3 separate regions of the Mus musculus genome follow, and all the other regions are linked to region 2. A link is a loop called in an ENCODE intact Hi-C map of the cell type or tissue named here. Cell type or tissue: left cerebral cortex. All regions are shown on one strand.

Region 1 (8,000 bases), 160 kb after region 2:
ACCTGCTAACCTGAGTTCAAACCCCAGAATCCACATGAAGGTGAAGGAAAGAACTGTGTCACTCAGTCCTACTTTGATCTTCACACACACACACACACATTATGGCTAATAAGTAATTAAAAAAACATATGGGTGCAATGCCAATAACTGAGAATTTATATTCTGCCAAGATATATATATATATATATATATATATATGTGTGTGTGTGTGTGTGTGTGTGTTTATGTTTTATTCACAAAAGATTCACTTGGTGGAATAAACAGAACACTGTCTACGTCAATGATGAAGTTTCTAGAATTGTCCACCAGATTATATTTAGCATGAAAGTATGATGGAGAAGGGGATGTGTTTTTATGAAGTGATTAGGTATGTGGATTTTTCTTTAGTTCAAACTGCTAACTTTATTTTGTCCTCTCATAGGTGTCATACTTCTTGTCTCAGGACATAAAAAGAAAAGGTAGACAGTAAAGTCTTTATAGTCAATTTTTAGTGGTTGGTTTGCTAATTTGTCAGTTTATTCTGATTTCCCTCTGATTACATGGCATCTTACAATTTGATGTAAACACACAGTTACCAGGCATCTGAACAACTTTTGACCTGAAATAGTTATAAGGAGACAAAGAAGTAAGAACTAGCTCCGTCATGAAGGAGTTGGGACTCTCTATTTGTCTTTCTAATCTGAAAAGCATAGAACTTCCCTTCTCATGGTCTTGGTCCATTCAAAACCATAAAATTCTAATTGAATTGCTAGGCTGTAAGCTGATTTAATAACTACTATCTTTACAATCAAACACGTGAGTCTGCAGCAGTGATTACAATGGCTTGGTTTCCTGGATACCTAGAGACTCATGGCCAAGAAGTGGCTGCTATTCCCTTTCATAGGCTCTTCATACCTTATGGTGCTTTTTACAGTCTGGGACTTAGATGAGGGGCTGGCTCACCCAGCTGCCTGACCTGACCTGCCTGACTGCATGTCCTCCTCTGGATAATGGAACTGAGGCCACTGTTTCCCTGTGTCAGGACACTGTCAGCAAGAGTAGGAATAATAACTGTCAGGCATGCAAGATCTAGTGTGTTTTCATTGCACTGTGCTTGCTCTGCTAGGAAGGTGGCTGCTTGCACAAAAGATAATTATCTGAAAGGTCATCTTCATTGGAAGTGAGGGACCACCATGGGGCAAAGAATAGTCTACTGACATAGAGGTCTTTTCATATATATTTTTGAGGATGCTGCTTCCCTAAGAAAGAAAACAAATCTCTGATTTCTGAGGTGAAGCACACAGAAAATTATTGCTTAGTTCAACTTGGGACTGTGGTTCCTAATTTTGTGATATAGAAAAGGACTTTTATGTTCTATGATGGTGGGTCTCAACTCATTCATTTATTCTAGTACTTCACATCTATACTAGCAATTTAGTAAATATTTGATTAAACAAATGAATGGACAAATCAGCAAATTTCTCAATGAGATTAATTTTGAAGCATTTTTTGGTAGTTTTTTGGTGGTTAAAATCCAAACAGTTGATAGTGATTCTTTTAAATGCATTTAAATTTTGCTTAAGTAACACAAACATGGAAATCTGTGTTTGTAAAACAAATGAAAATAGCTATATAGTTTTGCAAGTGAATAGCAATAGGTCATAAGGTAGTTAATTCCTCTATTCTGGCTTTGGGTGGTTTCCCAAGTTCATGGAAAAACGAGAAAGATTAGGGCAATGCACTGATTTTCATAAGGCTAAACCTTTCAATGTAGAATAGTTTTTGTTATTTTTTAAAAAACTTGCAAATAAAGCATCACCTTCATAAGACTCCATGAACTTCTGAAACACCTGGAACATGGCATTTAGAAAGGAAGCTGTGGAGTGTCACATTACAATTTTACACTTTTACTATTCACGCACTTATTCACCACCAAAAGCAACAAAACAAAAAACAAAACAAAACAAAAAAACCAAAACAAGATCCATGACAGCATTATAACTAAAAATAAGATTTTTAAATCCTCCTTCATAACTGTGTGCATTACCTGCAGTCAAGTCAGTCCTTCCTGATATTCTTATATCCAGGGTTGCTTCTTTCTCCATACCCACATGCATCTTTGACTGCATATTACAAATACTATTGGCTTTTTCTCATGAGAGAGAACATGCAGTTCTTTCGGGAAAGCTGATAAAGTGGCAGAGCTTAGATTAAAGCCAATGGCTTAAAATGTATATTGTAATAAGAAATAGAGCCATATGATAGGACAGCCAATAGAAAAAGGTTTTATATCCTGATAATTATGGAAATGGCAATCAATTAGCATACTAGTTATAAACAACTATGCATCACTCACTATATTCATCAGAGCCCTTCCTTGTTTTACTTAACCCATTCTTGATATTTTATTTTTAGCTTAACTCTCTAAGCTTAGTCATTACAAATAATTTAGGGTCAATTCAACCATAAATAAACAAGCTTTATCAAGTTTTCCCTTTTGGAGGGCGGGGGTGTGTGAAGGGTGTTCAAGACAGGGTTTCTCTGTGTAGCCCTGGCTGTCCTGGAACTCACTCTGTAGACCAGGCTGGCCTCGAACTCAGAAATCCACCTGCCTCTGCTTCCCAAATGCTGGGATTAAGGTCATGGGCCACCAATTTCAATTGTAGGTGCTAATCCCAACAACAGTTCACTCAAAATGGGAAGATCCAAAACTGGGAGAATCTCAGATTTCCCAGGGGCGTTGGAAACAGCAAATGAGCAAGTATGCAAGGTAGATGTAGGATTCATACTGAATTAGAAGCCAAAAGCAGTCGAATTGGACATTTCGACTATAGGATAAGAGTCCCCGAACAAATAGAAAAATGTCTCCAAACCTACAGCAAACTTAATTTCACAGTGCTTTTGGTTTTAATGATCTATACTGTTCTTGGAAATGGTCGTATGTTTAACACAATATTGTAGTATATTAGGCATTTGTTTTATTTCGGCACAAACAAAAACCGGGTTTTAACATTAGTGGGCTCTGGATCCTCCAGAAGGTATCAACTAATGAACAAACCCAGGAGCTTGTACAGTGTAAGAAGGCCGGGTTGATTCTGAGGCGCTGCAACACCTAGCTAAAAACAGGACACTGGTTTCGCAGTCTGCAGGTAACTCAAGCACAAACCCTGCTTTCAAGTTTCTGGCTGGGCTCAAGTACCCATCCCTAGGCCACGTGCCCTAGAAAAACACAGGAGCAGTTCTAGGACGTAGAACCTTCCTCCTCGCACCCCACGCCCTTTCCCAGGACTACCTACCTACTAGGGCCAAGCTCAGCCCCGCCAGCCCACAACACAACACTCCCCTCTCCCCCTTCCGGAAATTCCCCCGCCCACTACCCACGTGACCCACCACCTTCGCGCTCCACCAATCAGAAGCCACCTCAGCCTACTGGGGTCTCCGACGCTCCTCTTTTGAAAACGCAGCCTACGTCTCCTGCACCAGGCCCCGCCCCCCAGGGCGCTGACTACGCCCATTCCTTAATCCACCCCTCTCCCCCCTCCCCACCACGTTCAGACCCCACTTCTCCCTGCGCCCTCCCTTCCCGGGCTTCGCCCCACCCCGCCCCCGACCGCGCGCCCGCCCCGATCTCGCGAGATCTGACGTGCCCGCCGCGGCCTCCCGCCTCCCCTCCCGTCCTCCCGCCCCCTCCCCCATCTCTCCACTCTCCGCTCTCCTCCCTCCCTCCTCCCCCCTCCACCCTCTGGGCCGGATCTCGTCTCGCTGAGGCGGAGGAGGAGAAGGAGGAGGAGGACGTTCGGCCTGCGCAGTGAGATGTTTGTCCGTCGCCGCCGCCGCCGCCATCGCGGAGGAGCGCGATAAAGGGAGCCGAGCCCGGCGCGAGGGGAAGCCCGCGGAGCCGCCGCGCCAGCGCAGCCCCCGGCCGAGCCCGAGCCGCCCGAGCCCGAGCCGCCGCCCCCGCCGCCGCGGCCGCCCAGGGGCCGGCCCGCCGCCCAGCCCAGCCCGGGGGCCGCGCCGCCGCCCCCCGCCGAGCCCCGCGGCTGCCCTCCCGCCTTCAATGTGACACCGGCGCCTCCGAGTGCGAGCCGCAGCCGCCGCCGCCGTCAGCGCCGCCGCCGGGGAGGGGCCGAGCACCATGTCGAATCTGAGCAAAGGCACGGGCAGCCGGAAGGACACCAAGATGCGGATCCGGGCCTTTCCGGTGAGTCGGTCCTCGGCGCCCGGGACCGGGAGCCGCGGCCCGGAGCCGCACGCGAGGCCGGGGCTGAACTCCGCCAACAGGCCGCAGCCGGCCTCCCCTCCCCCCACGGCCGCCGCCGGTGGCGGAGCGCGAGGCTTCCCGGCAACGGGGCGGCGCGGGGCCGGGTCGGCCACCTCCGGGGCCGTTCCCCGCGCCCCGGCCGCCCCGGGGCCTCCTTCGCTCGGGCCTCGGGGGCCGCGGCCCTGAGGGGATGCGCGCTGTGGCCGCCGCACCCGTCGCGTGGGGCGTGTGTGTAACTTTTAGCGTGCGGTTTCCAGAAGGAGCCGGCTCGGCTTTTACGGCGGTGGGGAGGACTGTCCACCTCTGCTCGACTCCGTAGTCAGGGGCGGTCTTGCCATCCCACTGCCCCACTCACTGACAGAGATGCTAGAAATGCCCACTGGCAAAACACTAGGAGCATAGTATTTATAGCATCCTTGATCCTGCAAAGCTTCCTAAGCGCTTGACCCACTCCGGTTCAGAATCGCCCCTCCACTTCTTGGAGGGCCAGGCACAGCTTTTCCGTGTCTTAGTCAAGGAGGTCCCCAAGAATAGTTGCCACTCAGACTTGTTTTACCTTGTACGTTTTTAGCGACAGCAAACATTTGCTCTTCAGAAACTTTTCCTCTTGGCGTTACGTTGAGTCATAGGCTTGCGGTGTTTAGTAGATGGAGTAGTATGTAACTTTGGATGTCATGCCTCGATCAGATAGCCAGTGGCAGGCAATTAAAATGTCCTGTTGTAACAAACTGGACGTACTTGCTCGTGTCGCTACAGTGACAGGTAAATGTCAAATAGACAAGCCATCAGTGGAGCAGAATTGTAAAAGTAAAACGGAGGGAGGTTGTTTTTCCCTTCTAAGACTCATAAGCATTCTGTCGTGTGGGAGGGGAAGGGGGCCTTTGTCATCACTTTTTGAACAGGCTTTTCCTGAAGTACCCTTTGCTGTGAGGAATGAAAGACCACGATAGTATTGTCTGAGTTAAGTAACTTTGCCTTGGAGAACTTGAGGGCCTCTGAATTCCTCATCCCAAAGAAGTGTACAAGCGATGCAGAATTGTGACTTTGCAAGGGACATATTGTCAGCATGTAAAAACTTGCACCTTTATGTAAATAAATGGGCTCTATGTTAACATGTAGGGTATAATCAGGAGGACGAGATACTTTAATAATAATTGCATTATGAACGATTTTTTTAAGTAAATAAGAGATTACACCAGAAAGTGAGAAATGCTAGAAACACAGTGCCAATAAAGGTAACTATTATGTTTTCCTTTGTAATTGGACAGTGAGCCAGGTTTATGAACTTGAATAATTTCCCTACCTAATCAACCACCCAAGTGATTGTCAAATCCACATCCTTCCCTCTTTTTTTTTAAGCGAATTCAGACATGGTTGTTTTTTATGTTTTAATTTTTTTTTAATCAACTATGACACTGATTTTTCTAGGAAATATTTACTCTTGGTTCTGTTGTTTCTTTGTTGTTTAGTAAAATGTGAAAGAGCTTATATTTGACCAGTTAATATTTTTCAGAGTAACCGGTTCTACCTTTATCTGTGTTTGCAGCTCTTTGACCTCTAGGTTTCTCTACTTGAACCTGTTTTCCTCTCCCCATATACTGAGTACTGTATGCAGGCACTGTTTATTCCTAGAGCTTTAGGACTTAGCAGTAGATGTGAAAAAGGAAAAGATCAGTGGTTTCTGGAGCTAGCATTAGGGATTAGAAGCAGGAAGAGAATTTTGTACCATTAGCTGAATGAAGATGGTATTAGTGTGTGATAGGCTAGTACTAAAACTGAGATTTTTGTTTTGTTTTTTGTTTGTTTTCCAGTTCATAAGTAAATAACCATAAGTTGTTCCCATTGAAATAATTGGCTATTGTTGAGGCTAAATAATGCTCCAGTGATATTTTATTGAGTTCTGGGAAGTGAGTCCATTAGGCTGTCAGAATTGCTTTCATTCAGATTAGATGTCTTGTATATAAGTACAACCCACTTGGATTCTTAGAAGTTAAAATACATAGTATTTCATACACAAAAAATACCATTTATGTTTATTACATGTGTGTATTCCTACAACTGTTATGTGTTATACTATGTGGATATGTAGTTAGCTATAAGTAATGGCAGTTGCTCATTTCAGGTTTTTTATAAAATGGATGTATAAAAGGAATGAAGTAAGTTTAGACTTGTTTGATTTTTCATTGTACAATAGTGGTAAGTTAACTTACAGAATATATTTCATATATAGATGAGTACTTTATCAAAAAAGTACTTTATTAAAGTTCTACCAAATCAGGTTCTCTTACATTTTTAGTGCATATTTTAAGTTTGCTTTCACATTTTTAAGCAGAATAAAAGTTACACCACATTAGCTTAACTTATATTTTAAGTTTTTTCCCCTCCCTCAGTTTAAACCTACAAAATTTATTTACAAGATCAAATTTTTCTGTATTTTTAACTGTTGTCAGAAAAAATCCCTTAATTTTTAGACTTCCCTTCATTATGTAGCGTATAGCTTATTATACATCTTTCTGTTGGTCATTATTTTAAGAAGATTTTTAAATTACGCGTGTGTTCAATTGTACATATGAATGCTGAAGGTACCTGCAGAGGGTGGAGTCAAATACCCTGGAGCTGGAATTATAGGCCCTTGTGAGCTACCCATTCCAATGCTGGGAACCAAAATTCTGGTCTGCTGCTGGAGCAAGGGACACTTTTAACCACTGCACCACTCTCCAGCCCCTATTGATAATATTTTGAAATTCTTATCAAACTATAAGTTGGAGCTACAGAAGATTAATAAGAAGGGAGTTTGGTTGTGTATGGATTTGAGCTAAGTAATTCCTTTGGAAAAGATATTTTCCTTTTTCCACATGTTTTAATTCATACATTCTCAGCTCTGTATAGTCCATTGAGTTAACCTTTCTCTGAAAAGCCATTCCTCGTCGTATTGTCCAGAATTTTTGTTCCCATGGGCTTTAACAGGCTCGATTGGAATTGAACATGTGATTCTTGAATAAAAATGCTATCCTTAGATTTAGGAGACACTGAAAATCACTTCTACTTTCTGACCGTTCTCTTAAAAGTGCTACCATGGAGTTCTAGAAGTAATGTCAGTTCATAGTTTATACAGCTTGCTAAATCATAACAGGGACAACTCTTGATGTAATCTCCATGATTGTAGATGAATTTCACCTGTGCAACATGGTCAGCAAATGGTGCCTACAAAGTGACAGACAAAAATGTTAAGATCATTCATGACAGACATTAGAGCATGAAGAGATGAGGACTTGGGTATATAGTTGATGTTTCTTCTATTTCTAGCTACAAAAGTATTTGCCAGATTTAAGGGACATCTTTGATCTTCATGATAGGTTTATTTCCTGGAGAAGGTACTTGGTACAGAGAAGTATCTGGACTGTATATATAGGAGAATAACAGTTTATTCACACAAAGCCAGGAATTAACTGTAAATCTATTTTCATCCTCTGTTTCTTACAGAGAAATTATGTAGGAAGGTGTATCAAAATGTTGCTTACACTGAGACTTATGCTTTCGACTTAATAGCAGTTAATGTTTCCTTGCTTTAGAAATTAGAAAGCAAAAGAGAAAAAGGAAATAAAAAGCATAATATTAATTTTCATCTTTAAAATTTTTTTATGTACATGAGTGTTGTTGCCTCCTTGTATGTCTCTGCATCATGTATGTGCCTGTTGCCCTTGGATGTCAGGGGAAGGCATCAGATCCACTGGAACTGGAGTTGCAGATGGTTGCTAGC
Region 2 (8,000 bases):
AATAAATATGTCAAAACCAGATTTTTAAAATAATAAAAGAGAAAGAAGGAAACATAAAGTCTTAGATAAAATCAGACCAGCAGCAATGCCTTTCCCGGCCGTGTTTGACCTGTACCAAAAGGAAGACTCATTGATGCTGGTGCTGATATGCTCAACTCTTGCCCGTTTCTCTTTTCTGTGCCCCGCTGGTTGGCTCAAAAAGACTGAAATAAATAGACATGTTCATACTGAGCATTAAGGCAAGACAAGTCAGCAGCCCTGGGCAGAGTTGGGAGGAGGATGAGCCTGGAGAATCAAAGGGCATGTAACACCAGTGACTATGCCCACTGTACTACAAAACTCAGTGTCCAAGGGCATCTGACTCGGATGCAACATTAGCTCCCATCTATCATGGTTTCCTTTCTGCTGCTGCTTTATTAATATTAATATTGATTTTCTATTTATAAATTATTAATTATATAAGTTGTTAAATTTATAATTAATGATTGATAATTAATATTAATAAATGTTGATATTTTCAAGATATTATAAAATACCTTGACAAAAAAACAACCTCAGGAAGACAGGATTTATTCCAGCGTACAATTCCAGTGATAGTCTGCCATTGTAGGAAGTCAAGGCAGAAACTTCACACAGCCAGTCACACCACATCTACAGTCGGGAGCAGAGAGAAACAAACCCACACATCTTCACTTGCTTGCTTGCTCAGCTTGATTTCTCTCCTCTACACTTCAGGAACACCTGCCTAGAGAATAGCGCCGCCCACTGTAGGCTGTCTTCCCATGTCAATTCACATATGGAGATAATCCTGACAGAAAAGCCCACAGAGGAAGCAATCCTTCATTAAGACCCTTTTGCCAGATGATTCTCACTGTGAGGTTGAAAATTAAAGCTAATCACCACACTTTCCAAACCCATACCCATATTAATGGGTTATATCACTAAGAGAAATGAACCCCTTCACTCATGCGCGTGCATGGGAATAGAAGCTGGTATTGTAAAGCTGGGGGCAGGGGATGTATCTCAGTGGTGGAGCACATACATATCATAGGCAAGGTCCAGGGCTCAGCCTCCAGCACTGCAAAATAAAATGAGAAGAGAAGAGAAAAAAAAAAGAAAAGGAGGAGGAGGAGGAGGAGGAGGAGGAGGAGGAGGAGGAGGAGGAGGAGGAGGAGGAGGAGAAAGAAAGAAAGAAAGAAAGAAAGAAAGAAAGAAAGAAAGAAAGAAAGAAAGAAAGAGAAAAAAGAAAGAAGAGAAAGAAAAAGAAAAAAGAGAAAGAGAAAAAGAAAGAGGAAGAGAAAGAAAAAGAAAAACAAACAGAAAAAGAAAAAGAAAGAGAAAAAGAAAAAACAAATAGCTTAGTTATGCATTTATTCAGCAACTCTGATAAATGCTTCCTTGGCCCAGATCTTGGCAAGGCTTTCAAGTGGCACACAGAGAAACATGAAATGCTGGGCAGTGGGGTTGGGGGTGCTGGGGAGGGGGCAGTGCACATACCACTACCTCTGTTGTATCTTTTCCTAACAATTATGTGTTTGTTTTACTGCTAATGGAAGAAAAAAAATCAAACGCTGGATGTCAAAAATTACTAAATTTAACTTCGGTGAAAGTATTTAAAAGAAAGGACTCCCATTTTCCAAGTTGTTTTAGAAATGGCACTCAAGAAGTAGGTGAAGGCAACAGGAGACAAGAGGGACTGTGTGTTGTGACATTTCCTGGGGACCGTTCAAACACCCGTTCATCCCAGACAGGGACCCAATGGTAAAAGCTAGTAGTGATCGTATCAAAGCCCAACTTGGCAAGCAGTAAGGCTCCTTGGATTGCTTACTGGAGTGTGCGTGAGGAGTTACTCACAGAAGCATGCATGACTCAGATGTCCCCAACACAGGTGACAAGTCACATACACTGAGTCTCTGGAGCTCCCTGCTCAACTTGCAGCTAGTCTGCTCCGCAGGTTAGGGTCTCTTTCTTCCTTGCAAGTGTTTGTGCTTAGGAACAACCTCCAGGAGGCATCTTGTGAAGCTCTTCAGCTTTCTGGGACTTAACAAGGTTTTGTTTATTTTCTAAGTCTCACCAGCCACCTCTTCCTTTGGGGGTGGGGATGTTTCAATGCAAAGAAGTCGCAGCATCATAAGATGACACATGACTGAATTTGACAAGGGGAACAAAAAAGGCCAAACTCTAGCGCATCTAATTAGTGGCTTATTGACCCTTAGAAAAACAAGTTTCAGCAAGAATACAAAGTGGTAGATTACAGTGTAGTGTGAGGGTGCCAGAGTACTATGTGACTGGTTAGAAAACTGACCCTCTCCTTACCATGGAAACGACTCATAAAGAAGAGGAACCAGGCTCAGCCAAATCTCTTCTCCCATAGGTCAATGCTGGGCCAATGGCTTATGCTCGAGCCTTTCTTGAAGAAACTAATGCAAAGAAGTATCCTGACAACCAAGTTAAGCTACTAAAGGAAATATTCAGGTAAGACTGGAATGTTCCTCTTTTACCTACTTCATACAGAAAGGCATGAACACCATTCAAGGCGGCAGTCTACCTACCTGGCTTAGGACCCAAAGTCACTGAACCCAGTGCCTGTTCCTGTGACTGGATTTTAATTTGCTTAATGTTGTGGTTAAAGGCAATTTGCAGATGCGTGTGGGCAGGCTCTTGATGTGAATGAGCGTCTCATCAAGGAAGACCAGCTGGAGTACCAGGAAGAACTGAGGTCCCATTATAAGGACATGCTCAGTGAACTGTCTGCCATCATGAATGAGCAGGTGAGCCTCCCCTGGTGTGACCCGCAGTTCCTGGCTATTGCTAGCGGACTGCAGAGTCTTTCCTTAGTGCACTGTTCCTGACATCAGCACTGTGGTGTTGAATTTCTCTCTCCCTGTGTACAACAGCCCTTGGCCCAAAGCACAGAAACACCTACAGAAAGAGAATATGAGAACTGAAAGGCTTTCCACAATTTTACAGGTATTTACCCAAACCATACAGAGTACTGGCTCTCTAGAGTGTGTAGGTCTGGTTAGACACTGAGAAGTACAAGGTGGATAACCCACCCCAACCCCCATTAAGGCCTGCTGCCACTCCATCAGTCCCTTGAGGAACTTAATACCGAAGATATGGGGTGGCATTTCACATTTTTGCCACTAGGGGCTTCTATATCCATGCTCAGAGTGAACCTCAGGATTTCCCATGCTCCCATGGGTCTTTAACCTTGAAACTTCCTTAGAAGATGCTGGACCACAAGCAGAGGTCCGCAACTATGAGAAAAGGGAAAAAATAGATAGAGATAAATAAATAGAGAGATAGATAATAGATGATAGATAGGTAGATAATAGCTAGTAGATTAGATAGATAGATAGATAGATGATAGATAGATAGATAGATAGATAGATAGATAGATAGATACATTGATAACATCATATATGATATATAACAAACTCTACTCCATAATCAAGTCGTTCGTGATCCTGGTTATATATCCACTGTATTCTGTATGGCTTGCATGAATTGTGACCATTCAAGAATGACAGTATTTTGGAGGCACTAAAAGCAAGCAGTTGAACATCAAGTGAACTTCCCCAGCCTGCTTAGCAGCATCCATCAACTCTCACACTCTACTTGGGTGGTGATCTGTAGCCTTCCCAGTAACGAGATATCACTAGTTTCATATCGGTTCCCTCTCCTCCCCCTAATGACCTAGTACTATCACCACAGAGTAAGGCAAATGCTGGGACTTTCCAGCATGCCGGATCACATGTCTGATGCTTTCCTTCTTCCCTGTCTTCTTCTGCCCACTCCTTTTAACACTCCAGAGTAGCTCAAGGAGGAAGGAATGGTAGGCTGACATGATGGAAAGAATAAATCTCTGTAGATAGGATTCCCAACAGAGATTGTGTTAACTCGGGATTTCTGAGAGGTGGTGGGAATTAAACATTTTGGTGGAGCACACATGGGAGACATTATTAAATCTGAGATTTAAATGAGGAGAATGGATATAAATGCTGGGAAACCACACTTGTCTCTCACTGTAAGCCACGCCTGGCCTTGAACCATCTGGCAAAATATTTTTCTCTCTCTCTCTTTTTTTTTTCCTGGCAGCTCTGTCGTGGTCCATGTCTATACAGCTTCTGCGCCTCTGTGTCTAGCATTTCCCTCAGTACTGTGAGCAAAAGTGGTACGTCTTTCTCTTTGTACGTCTATCCTGTCCTGCAGCCTCCTGTCCACCCACCTCTCCTCATCACTAGCCCTGTGCCCCAGTCAGCTTTGGTGGCTCAGCTACTGTTACGTCTTCATTGCCACTTGAAAACGCGTCATGTTGACAGCTTAGCTTTCAAAAAGAAAACTCATGCTCCTTCCTCTCCTAAATGTATTTTTGAGCTCTTTCAATTTTTCAAAACAAAGACCCAAAATGTTTTCATGATACTTCAAAATATAAAAGAAAAACACAGGCCAGGTGTTGAAGAGGAGAGAAATAGAAAATGGTTGTTTTATAAAGGAAACCTTTAACAAGAGAAGGAAAATTTGGCTCTCTGCTTTCTGAAAAACCAATCAAAGCGAGCAATCTGAAGGGTTACACCAATGTCCTTATTCAGTAAAAGAAACACATCTGTTGAAGAGAAAGGTGACTTTCCTGCTAGTCCTTGTCACACAGGTGACTTGATAATGGAGTATTTTCCTTTGTCTGAATGTGAACGTGCGTACTACAGAAGAAGAAGCACAGACAACTTACCAGCCTAGCTTGGAAAATCAGAAATAATTTGAACCAACTGCCATAGAAACAGAAACACAAAGTTAATTACGCCATATGCACTCCCCCCCCCCCCCAGGGCCAAGAAATAACCATGTTGTTAGGGAGAAACACTCATTACGAGAGGAACCAGGATCATGCCTCTAACATACCTGTGGTCTCAGCACTTGGGCATACAGGAGAACAGGAGCCGTTTGGGATTTCCATCGACTACACAGCAAGTTTGAGACCAGCCTGAGATACACGAGATCCTTTCTCAAAAAGAAAAACAGGATGAGAACAGCTGGAGAGGCCAGGGAGGTGATTTGTTGGTTGAAGACTCTTGCCTGAAGCCCGATGGGACCCACGTGGTAGACAGAGGGAACAGACTCCCCCAGGCTGTCTTCCAGCTTCCACATGCAAGTGTCACATGTGCATGCATGCCCATCCATGCACTCATTTAAAAAAATAAATAAATAAAAACAGAAGAAACAGAGCCAAATGTTGGTGTGTAAAATGGAGATGTGGAAAACAAGTACTTTGAATTGGTAGTGACAAGGCACCCCTTCCTTTAATAGGCAGCCAGAAATTCAGTTTCATAAACAGCCTCAAACCAAATCCATGAAGACCTTTCCTTGGCTGGGGCCAATGGAACTCATACAAGCATGCAAATGAAGCATAAATATAAGATGCTCTTTTGGAACTGCGTTTCAACTGAGTGAGGATGGCAGCAGAATCCAGTCAGCTGTGGCCATGGGGATCCAACTTAAAACACAGAGGCAGGAGCAGAGCCATTCTGTCCTAGTGCCAGAAGAGTGAGATGTGAACGGGGCTTGCTGTCAGACTCGAATACACTTTAGACACATAATATGCAGGATCTTGTAACCCTGACCCGAGGAAGGGTGTAAGGCGAGCATGGGACACTCAGATGCTGAGCGCTCTGGGATAGGACATCCGCACATCAGAGTGTGTGAGGTTAGTGAGGAAATCATAGCAGAAAACAAATACCAAATCCCTTTTGTACAAAGATAAACTTCAGGATGGGCCTGCAGTTTCTGTAGGGCTGTGGCTACTGTTTGCATACGGCTATTGTGATGCAGCTGACAACGTGTCATGTAGACATATTGACATTATTTTCGGGTAAGTCAGATTGATTTGCTTGTACTCCCATTAATGCCAACATTCAGGTGAGTTTTCCAACGTTTTCCCCCTTAGGGTCGATGTTAGCAATATAAATTATAAATTTTTTGACTGAGATGCTGGAATTAATCAAATACATTTGTAACCACTTAAACATTTATGAATTCATATCTTGACAGTCAGAGTGTGGTGAAGCTACTTTGAACATCCCCATAGCAACCAGCATATGGGCTTTGAAGAAAATACTCTTCAGAACCACTTTGACTAAGATATTTTCCAAACTTACTAACACCCCATTGGGAATGAGGCACTGTTCTGGGTTTTAATTCTGTGTTTGAGAATATGAAAACTGATCTCTATTTGTTTTTATGTCTATGTATTGTATCTGTCTTGCTTTAAGATTACGGGCAGGGACGACCCAGCAAAGTGCGGAGTGGAGCGACCCTACACCACACGTGTAACTAGCAAGGGGACCGCGGCTGTACCTGTGGTCTCCATCTCATCCAGTGCGGAGGTTTGAGAGGAACCCTGGAGCATCCGATGCACCTCTCAGAGAACTCTCTAAATGTTTTGCAGCTAATCTCGGGGAAGAAAAAGATAGATTTAATTTATTTGAAGTTTTTACAGTGTTAATCTTGTTTACCTTGCTAGCTTGGGAATTTTGCCAGCCTCTGAATTTGCACATTTTCTATGATTCCTTTGTTTCCTTGAAGTAGTATTGATCAAGCCACGCTAAACATTTGTTCTGAAATTCCAATGAACGTGCAGCTTAAAAGCAAACTGAGTTTGCTCTTGGGTGTAATTTGTTCAATTCCAGGTCCTTGTACACGCATTTTAGAGGTCAAAGTGAATGTTTTTATAACATTTAAGCATATTTCCAATGTAAATAGAAGATTGTAAAATATATGGTTTTTATCACATTTCAAAGAATGTTTTTAGTTGATACTTATGAAAGTACCAAAATTATATGGGTAACGTTTCAGATGTTATATTAAAATATTTGTGTATGTGTAAAAACTGTTGATAAATACTAATCTCTAAAGTTTGTGGACTACCTTTATTTGTAATATATGTGCTTTTAAGAGCAATGGGATGTGAAATTACAAAAAGTATTTTGCTGTTGATAATATGAATAAAAACACAGTTACTTTGCACTTGATTTCCTTTGGGGAGTTGGGTTGGTAGGGTACTCACCTGACATGCGCAAATGCCCTCAGCCCTGACTGATCCAGACATGGCAGTGACACCTGCACTCCCAGCACTCAGGAGGTGGAGACGGGAGGGTGAGACATTTAAGGTCACCTACAGCTACTTAGAAGTGAGGGGGCGGCATAAGTACCTGAGAGGTGGGCGAGTTGCTGCTGTGAGTGGGGTTTCTTGGATAGCAATTGAACCATTCATACTCTGTGCTTTGAATGCCTACCAAAAGCCAAAGAGGGACCAGAGACTGAGCCTGGAGAATCCTCTAGGGAGGAATTAAACACACTGAGGATTTCTAAATATAGGATATTAGAATGATTTAGGATCAATACAGACCAGAATCTAGATGACTGTCGCGGCTATCCATACAAATTCTATTTCTGCAGTCCATAAACTTGTGGTAGGATTGTACTTTACTCTCTCTTAGGGGGATAGCTGGGACATGTGATTTGCTAGAACCACTGAAATGGGAAATATAAGCTAGTGACCAAAATCAGTTTAGGTAGAGTCTGAAAAGCCTAAAACATTCCTAGTCTCCAGGTAACCACATTGAGCCAGACATACACATAGCCCACATAACACCACAGCTCATACTGGGTCACAGAGAAATACAGTCTTGAGAGTTAAGGTGCCTTCCACATGTGCTTTCTGGCTTGCCTCTGTCATCCCCAGGCCCTAATCAACCGGTATCAATTAGGAGATGTGTGTGTGTGTGTGTGTGTGTGTGTGTGTGTGTGTGTGTGTATGTGTGTATGTGTGTGTATATGCATGCATATATATAATGTATGTGTATATGTCTGTGTGCCTGTGTGTCTATGTGCCTGTGTGTCTGTGTCTATGTGCCTGTGTGTCTGTGTCTGTGTGTGTATGTGTCTGTGTCTGTGTGTGTATGTGACTGTGTGTGTATCCTAACTGGAACTCATATGCTTAA
Region 3 (8,000 bases), 120 kb after region 2:
ATCCCTTTCTTTCAATCCTACATCCCAGGTTTTGGTCTATGCCTTTTGATTTCTCACATTCATTATTTTAACATTGTGTTCTGTAGCCTCTTTTTTGTGTCTCATTACCTTAGAAACCCAGTATTCGGTAAGGATTATTCTTTTGTTTGTTTGTTTGTTTGTTTGTTTGGTGTGGTGATTGAATTATGCTTGGAGTAGGGTGTGGTTCTATGGGGAGGTGTGGCCTTGTTGGATTAGAGGTGTGTCACTGTGGAGGCGGGGCTTTGGGGAAATGTATATATACTCAAGCTCTGCCCAGGGTGAGACACAGTAGTCTCTCCTTGCTGCCTTACACTAGGGAGGTAGAGGAAAGCAGATATCTGATCTAGGCCAACCTGGTCTAGAAAGAGTCCCAGTGTAGCTGCGAATACACAGAAAAACCCTATCTCAGAAAGAAAGAATCCTCTTTCTCTCGTGTCTTAGTCCTCCTTCAGAGAAGATGGTGCTCCCCAGGTCAAGGCCGTCCGATGGTCACAGCTGGGAAACCCTGAAGGCGCTCCGCAACTCCAGCAAAGGCCGTCTGCACTACAACCAGGATGTTTTGGAAGAATGCAGATCTCTCCCCAAACTATCTTCTTACTCTGGATGGGTGGTAGATCACATTCTACCCAACACCTTACGCCACACTCAAGAGAATGGTCCTTCCTCGGATAACCCATCATCCTCTGGATCTGCTTCAGGCCTGTACCAATCCTCACTACTCAAGTCTCCTGTCAGAAGTACCCTACAATCACTCTCACCCTCAACATCGAATGGAACCCAGAACACACATGACTCCCGGTTCACAGAACCTATTGCACTTCAGTCCTCTCCAGCGATCAAAGTGGAAGGTTGTATCCGAATGTTCGAATCGGCATCTGGAATAAGAGCAACAGAGGGCCTGACGAAGTGGCAGGAGGAGCAAGAAAGGAAGGTGCAAGCCTTCTCAGAGATGGCATCCGAACAGCTAAAGAAGTTTGACGAGCTGAAGGAGTTGAAGATGAATAAGGAGTTACGGGACTTAGAGGAAGTGATGGAGAAGAGTATCAGAGAAGCCCTGGGTCATCAGGAGAAGCTGAAAGCTGAGCATCACCACAGAGCCAAGATTCTCAAGCTAATGCTTCAAGAGGCAGAGCAGCGGCAGCGTGAGAAGCAGGCAGAGCAGGAGCAGCTTCGAAAGGAGGAAGGCCAGGCCCGTCTGCGCAGCCTGTACACCCTGCAAGAGGAGGTCCTGCAGCTCAATCAGCAGCTGGATGCCTCCAGTCAACACAAAGACCTGCTGAATGTGGACCTGGCTGCCTTCCAGACCCAGGGCAACCAGCTGTGTAGCGTCATCTCCGGCATCATTTGCAGCACTTTGGAGAGTGGCATTCCCACGGCCGAGAACCAAGCTGAGGCCGAGCTGGCCCTGCAGGAAATGCAGGACCTCCTCTTGAGTTTGGAGCAGGAGATCACCAGAGCCTCTGAAGTGAAGAAGAAGAACGAGGAGGAAGAGGCCCAAGTCAAGCGGCAGGAGTCACAGATGCAGCAGGGGCCAGGAGTTCCCACCCAGAGCTCTGCACCCAGCCCAAGCCCAACAGGTTCGCAGAATGAAGACCTGCAGGGGAAGGTACAAGATAGTACACTGCAGTGGTACCAGCAACTTCAGGATGCTTCCGCCAAATGTGTGTTGGCCTTTGAGGACCTGACCAGCAGCAAGGACAGTCAGACGAAAAAGATAAGGACGGATTTGCGGAAGGCAGCCACCATTCCAGTGAGCCAGATCTCCGGCATCTCAGGTTCAAAGCTGAAGGAGGTCTTTGATAAGCTCCACAGTCTGCTCTCGGGAAAGCCTGTCCAATCTGGAGGGCGTTCCGTGTCTGTCACTCTTAACCCTCAGGGGCTGGACTTTGTCCAGTACAAACTGGCAGAGAAATTTGTGAAACAAGGGGAGAAGGAAGTGGCCTCTCACCACGAAGCGGCATTCCCCATTGCGGCGGTGGCTTCTGGTATCTGGATGCTCCACCCCAAAGTGGGAGACCTCATTCTTGCTCATCTCCACAAGAAGTGTCCATACTCCGTTCCTTTCTACCCAGCTTTCAAGGAAGGGATGGCTTTGGAGGATTATCAACGGATGCTTGGCTATCAAGTTGTGGATTCCAAGGTTGAGCGGCAGGAAAGCTTTCTGAAACGCATGTCTGGGATGATCCGTTTGTATGCCGCCATCATCCAGCTCCAGTGGCCATATGCAAACCGGCAGGAGGTTCATCCTCATGGCTTAAATCATGGCTGGCGCTGGTTGGCACAGATCTTAAACATGGAGCCTCTCTCAGGTGTAACAGCCACTCTCCTGTTTGACTTTTTGGAGGTGTGTGGGAACGCCCTCATGAAGCAGAACCAGGTCCAGTTCTGGAAGATGATACTTTTCATCCAAGAGGACTACTTGCCCAGAATTGAGGCCATCACGAGCTCAGGACAGATGGGCTCTTTCATACGTCTCAAGCAGTTCTTGGAGAAGTGTCTGCAACGCAGGGAGATTCCTGTCCCCAGAGGCTTTCTGACGCCCTCCTTCTGGTGCTCTTGATGTCCTTTGTCGCACTGTGTGGGAGGAGGGGCAACAATAAAACAACTGAGATAGCCGGTTTGAAAGAATCATGTCAGATTGAAAAAAATAAAATAAAATAAAATAAAATAAATGAGACTGTCTTGTTCCACACAGTATTTGTGAGGGCCAGTGAGACAAGAGGTTTGAAAGTACATCACAAATACTAAGACACTTTATACAAACAAACTAATGAACAAAGAAACCTTGTAAACTGTTTTGGCTGTATTATTTGTAACATCTGGAGAGTAGAAAGAATCGACTGCTGAATGTATGAGTAAAATGTAACACTTCAGAATATTATCTAAACATAAAAAGGAAGGGAGAGCTGATTTGTTGCTACATAGATGAAACTTGATTTTTTTTTTTTCTTTTTCTTTCCCTCCCCCCCCCCCCCCAAGACAGGATTTCTCTGTATAGCCCTGGCTGTCCTGGAGCTTACTCTGTAGACCAGGCTGGCCTTGAACTCAGAAATCTGCCTGCCTTTGCCTCCTGAGTGCTGGGATTAAAGGTGTGTGCCAGGCTAAATGAAATGAGAACATTACCCTAAGAGACATGCTGGAGCTGAGACGAAAGGATGGACCATCTAGAGACTGCCACACCTGGGGATCCATCCCATAATCAGCCTCCAAACGCTGACACCATAGCATACGCCAGCAAGATTTTGCTGAAAGGACCCAGATATAGCTGTCTCTTGTGAGGCTATGCCGGGACCTAGCAAACACAGAATTGGATGCTCACAGTCAGCTATTGGATGGAACACAGGGCCCCCAATGGAGGAGCTAGAGAAAGTACCCAAGGAGCTAAAGGGGTCTGCAGCCCTATAGGAGGAACAACAATATGAACTAACCAGTACCCCCGGAGCTTGTGTCTCTAGCTGCATATGTAGCAGAAGATTGCCTAGTCGGCCATCTTTGGAAAGAGAGGCCCCTTGGTCTAGCAAACTTTATATGCCCCAGTACAGGGGAACGCCAGGGCCAAGAAGTGGGAGTGGGTGGGTAGAGGAGTGGGGGGGGGGCGTATGGGGGACTTTTGGGATAGCATTTGTAAATGAAGAAAATACCTAATAAAAAAATTAGATTTTTTTTTTTAAAGAGAGACATGCTGGAGCAGAAAAGCCATGGTTGTGTACTACCACTTATATAAACTGCAGGAATAGGTCAGTATCCAGAGAAAGACATTCAATTGGTAGTTATCAGGACCTGGGAAGGAACCCATGAAATTGCTGCTAATTGCTACAGGGTGCCAAAAAGGTTCTGAACAGAGATGGCAACACTAGCTACAACACCTTCAAAACATACCCATAGGCATGTGCATCATAAAGAGAGTTTTAGCTATAAAACGCAAATATAACATGTAAACATTTAACTCTTGTCATCATTTGTGAGTCACTTGTTTCCAGTTTAGAGATATTTTCCTGAGAATATAATAATTGTTTTTGTTCATTTGTTTTTCATAAACAAAGAAATCTCTCTTTTTAGTGCTTAAGGGTTGCCCTATTCAGCTCCTTAACAACTGGTATTTAAAAGACAGCAGGGGGCTGGACATAGCTCAGTTAGGGAAATGACTGTTTGCAAGTGTGAGAACCAGAGCTTCCTGTGCAGAATCAACGGAAAAGAAAAACCACACTTTTTCACACTTTTTTTTCCTGCGTTTTTTTTTTTTTTTTTTTTTTTTTTACCCAGAAATCTGCCTGCCTCTACCTCCTGAGTGCTGGGATTAAAGGCATACGCGACCATGCCCAGCTTCTTTTTTCTTTTTATTAGATATTTTCTTTATTTACATTTCAAATGTTATCCCCTTTCCTAGTTTCCCCTCCGAAAATCCCCTATCCCCTCCTCCCTCCCCCTGTTCCCCAACCCACCGACTCCTTCCTGCTTTCTGGCCCTGGCATTCTCCTCTGCTGGGGCACAGAGCCTTCACAGGACCAAGGATCCTCTTAAGATAAATCATCGAAAGACTGTCAGGTGTCTCCTAGATGTGGTGGACAGTATTAGCTTTCTCAGGTTCATCTGTGTTTTCTGACTTTCTTAAAGACACATCAAAGATGAGATCTTTTTACAAGGGAAGAAAGAAGTCGCTTGCAAATAAAAACTCTGTCACTACCGCAATTCACTTTTGCAAAATGGTGTGCTCCCCCTAAATAAGCCCTGCTTCCATTCCATGAAAGTTTAGAAAGCTTGATCCGAACACAGTGGACGCCCACGGGCAGTTCAGAGAACATCCTTTAGAAGCCAGAGATTTGTTAAGTCATTTCTACTGTTTAACTAGCTTTTTCCTTTTTCAGCTTTTGGTGACCATAAGGGACTCAGCCTAAATAACATAATGCTTTTAGAAAAATGCTCCTTTTTTTTCCATTTTATAATGAGATTTTAAAAATAATTTGTAATTAGGACATTGCATGCAAACAGCAGATGACTAAGTTTTTTTTTTCTTAAGAAAGCTGAATATTTTTGTTTATGCAGTTACTTACATTAGTAAGATCTCTATTTTCTTAGAAAACAAAAAAGTTTAGTCTGTTGTGTGTACAAATAAAAGCATTGCAACCCCAGCAAATGGCTGACTGACCCTCCTTGGGGTAAGAAAGAATTCTTCCTCCATAGACTCTTAACTGGAGCATCGACATCCAAAACATTGACTCACTTGGGTTTCTAGTCTACTGTTCTCAGCATAAAGACTGTATCAGCTCTACCCGGTCTCCAGTGTGCCGACTTTCCCAGCAGACCCCAGAACTTGTCAGCTTCGTTAACCACATGAGCCAATTTCTTATATCTGTTTAGGGGTGTGTGTGTGTGTGTGTGTGTGTGTGTGTGTATAACATGTAAATGTCCTATGGATATGAACACTAATACATACTAGAAACAGAAACATATAACTTCAGAAAACCCCAGAGCCCCAGGTCCTGTTGTTCTCCAGTTCTTCAAAGTGGCCTGTAGTGGCTATTCCTGGTTGTCAACTTGACTATATCTGGAATGAACTACAATCCAGAATTGGAAGGCTCACCAGTGATCCTAATCTGGAGGCTGGGAGATACAGGTTTCTGACCTGGATCTTGGCATGGAGATCTTGAGGCATAGTGGCTATGAATTCCAGAAGATTAAGACAGGGAGATCTCTGAGTTCAAGGTCATCTGGGATTAAAAGCGTGGTGGCACGAACCTTTAATCGAGACCACATTCTGTTGGAGAGCTATATAAGGACATTGGAAGAAGGAATATTCATTCTCTCTCTTGGCCTGCTTGCCTGGTGGGACTGAGCGACTGCTAGATCCTTGGACTTCTGTTCGCAGCTGCTGCTGACTAGTGTTGGGAGTTGGACTACAGACTGTAAGTCATCAACAAATTTCCTTACTATATAGAGAATACCCATAAGTTTTGTGACTCTAGAGAACCCTGGCTAATACATGGAACCCCCTGAAAAGCATACTAGGGCTGGGTAAACATTTGCTCCATGCACCTCACTATTCAACACCACTGAAGCAGCGCAGGCTAGCCTCGGCTTCCCACTTGTTTCACATGTTCTTTAAAAGAACTTTCAATTTGCCATGGAGAAAGCATCAAGTGCTTACTGTGACATGTGTTAGTTGTGTATGAAGTTTGCTTATGAATAAATGAGTATGCTAGACCATGTGTGAAGAGATTAACTAATAATGCATAGCTTCTTAGCGGGGGACAAGTCTCCCCAACTCTGGTGAATGATGGATGTGTTCCTGCATTGAATTGTAAATTTATACATCAGCCTATCAAACGCTGGGGCAGAGGTATTAAACCTGGGCATTATTGTTTTCAGTTCAATTGTAGTTAACAAAAAAAAAAAAAAAACAATTTTTAATAAACCTAAAGGCAGACATGCCTGGCATTAGAGTGGAGAAACAAGGATTTAAGAGTAATTGTCTGACTCCTAGGAAAGCCAACGACTTTAGGAAATGCCTAGTAAATCAGTAGGTTTTCTTTCTACAGCCTTAAAGTTCAGGCAGTTTCACTGCATAGCCTTGAACAGGCTAAGGATGATCTTGGTCTACAGATAAGAATGTGAGGCATTTGTAGGCTTCAGTCATTTTAGAATCTAAGATTCCTCATCAGGGTGGCTCTACTACTTTAAGTGTTTTTTGTATTATATTCATCTTCTGCTGCATAGCCATAAGACAGAGTTACATTTTATCTAATACAAATGAATTGTTTTCAAACCCATGAGTTACACTAGTGTGCTCTCTTAGTGTGGCTGTGCTATTCCTGCTCAAAACGATGCCTCTTCTGGACATCCATCATCCTTCATGATAGCCTGTCTAAATTCGAAGTAGCTAAGTAGAGAGCCACCGTCCCCCCCACCCCCGCCCCCATACACCTCTTTAAGGCATTACCCATAAGTCTCTGGCTGAAATGACTTACATAGGGCTTCTTGGAGAGTTAAGCCCAACCTTATAAGTCATAGGCAGCTAGAATCAACACAATGAACTTTATTTTTAATATAAAAGTCTTTATCCCTATACTTGCCTGCATCTAATATTTGAACAATTTCTGTGGCCCCCTAAAGGCTCCTGAATTTGTAACCCTAAAACAGGTGTTTACTACCAGGGTTTTGGGTTTATTCCAAAATAGCATTGGATAGGAAGTACAAGCAGATAGGGCAGGAACCAGCCACTGTATTCTTATGGCAAGGCTCCAATTTTGTCAACCTCTCTGTGATTAAGACATCCTACCTTACTTTCCTGGGGGGGAGGGGGGACTCAAATCATGCAAGTCTCAGGTGCTGAGACTTGCAGGACTGTCTTGTCTGGGATCCTCTTCTCCATCTTCTCTCTCTCATTTCTTTCTTTCTTTCTTTCTTTCTTTCTTTCTTTCTTTCTTTCTTCCTTCCTTCCTTCCTTCCTTCCTTCCTTCCTTCCTTTCTTTCTTTCTTTCTTTCTTTCTTTCTTTCTTTCTTTCTTTCTTTTATTTTTTGAGACAGGGTTTCTCTGTATAGTCCTAGCTGTCCTGGAACTCACTTTGTAGACCAGGCTGGCCTCGAACTCAGAAATCCACCTGCCTCTGCCTCCCAAGTGCTGGGACTAAAGGCGTGTGCCACCACACCCGGTTCTCTCTCATTTCTCTGTATAGTACTGGCTGTCCTAGAACTCACTCTGTAGACCAGGCTGGCCTTCACGAACTCAGAAATTAACCTGCCTCTGCCTCCCAAGTGCTGGGATTAAAGGCATGAGCCACCACTGCCTGGCTCAAGGCAACTGTTCTGGGTTTTTTTGTTTGTTTGTTTTTTTGTTTTTTCGAGACAGGGTTTCTCTATGTAGCTCTGGCTGTCCTGGAACTCTGTAGACCAGGCTCTGACCTGGAACTCTGTAGACCGGGCTGACATAGAACATAGAAATCTGCCAGCCTCTGTCTCCCGAGTTCTGGGGTTAAAGGTGT

Evidence for each region. Peaks named below come from ENCODE experiments on the same cell type or tissue, not always from the same donor. Only the 100,000 strongest peaks of a DNase experiment are listed, where the experiment ranks them.
Region 1: a loop joins it to region 2, with 2.1 times the contacts of the local background. A loop is called at or near these places in 2 of 42 quality-filtered maps.
Region 3: a loop joins it to region 2, with 2.4 times the contacts of the local background. A loop is called at or near these places in 3 of 42 quality-filtered maps.

What each region holds. Positions count from the first base shown.
Region 1 is chr1:80,336,426-80,344,425 of GRCm38, reverse strand. It overlaps Cul3 (cullin 3), which reads left to right and starts at 3,736. Exons shown (of 16, transcript NM_016716.5): 1 at 3,736-4,180. The coding sequence starts at 4,115. It overlaps Gm39667 (a long non-coding RNA gene), which reads right to left and starts at 3,513. Exons shown (of 2, transcript XR_865570.2): 1 at 3,276-3,513; 2 at 1-3,198. In left cerebral cortex, no CTCF peak of the experiment used is centred here; DNase peaks (open chromatin) are centred at 3,727, 4,097, 4,615, 4,829 and 2 more places; H3K4me3 peaks cover 3,050 bases; H3K27ac peaks cover 2,130 bases.
Region 2 is chr1:80,500,096-80,508,095 of GRCm38, reverse strand. It overlaps Dock10 (dedicator of cytokinesis 10), which reads left to right. Exons shown (of 56, transcript NM_175291.4): 54 at 2,375-2,475; 55 at 2,633-2,771; 56 at 6,270-7,028. The coding sequence ends at 6,389. Among named protein-coding and RNA genes, the nearest start is that of 1700016L21Rik, 58 kb to the right of the region's middle. In left cerebral cortex, a CTCF peak has its summit at 3,149; DNase peaks (open chromatin) are centred at 2,966, 3,971, 6,118, 7,314 and 1 more place.
Region 3 is chr1:80,377,685-80,385,684 of GRCm38, reverse strand. It overlaps the pseudogene Gm6189. Among named protein-coding and RNA genes, the nearest start is that of Gm39667, 41 kb to the right of the region's middle. In left cerebral cortex, no CTCF peak of the experiment used is centred here; DNase peaks (open chromatin) are centred at 1,310 and 4,777.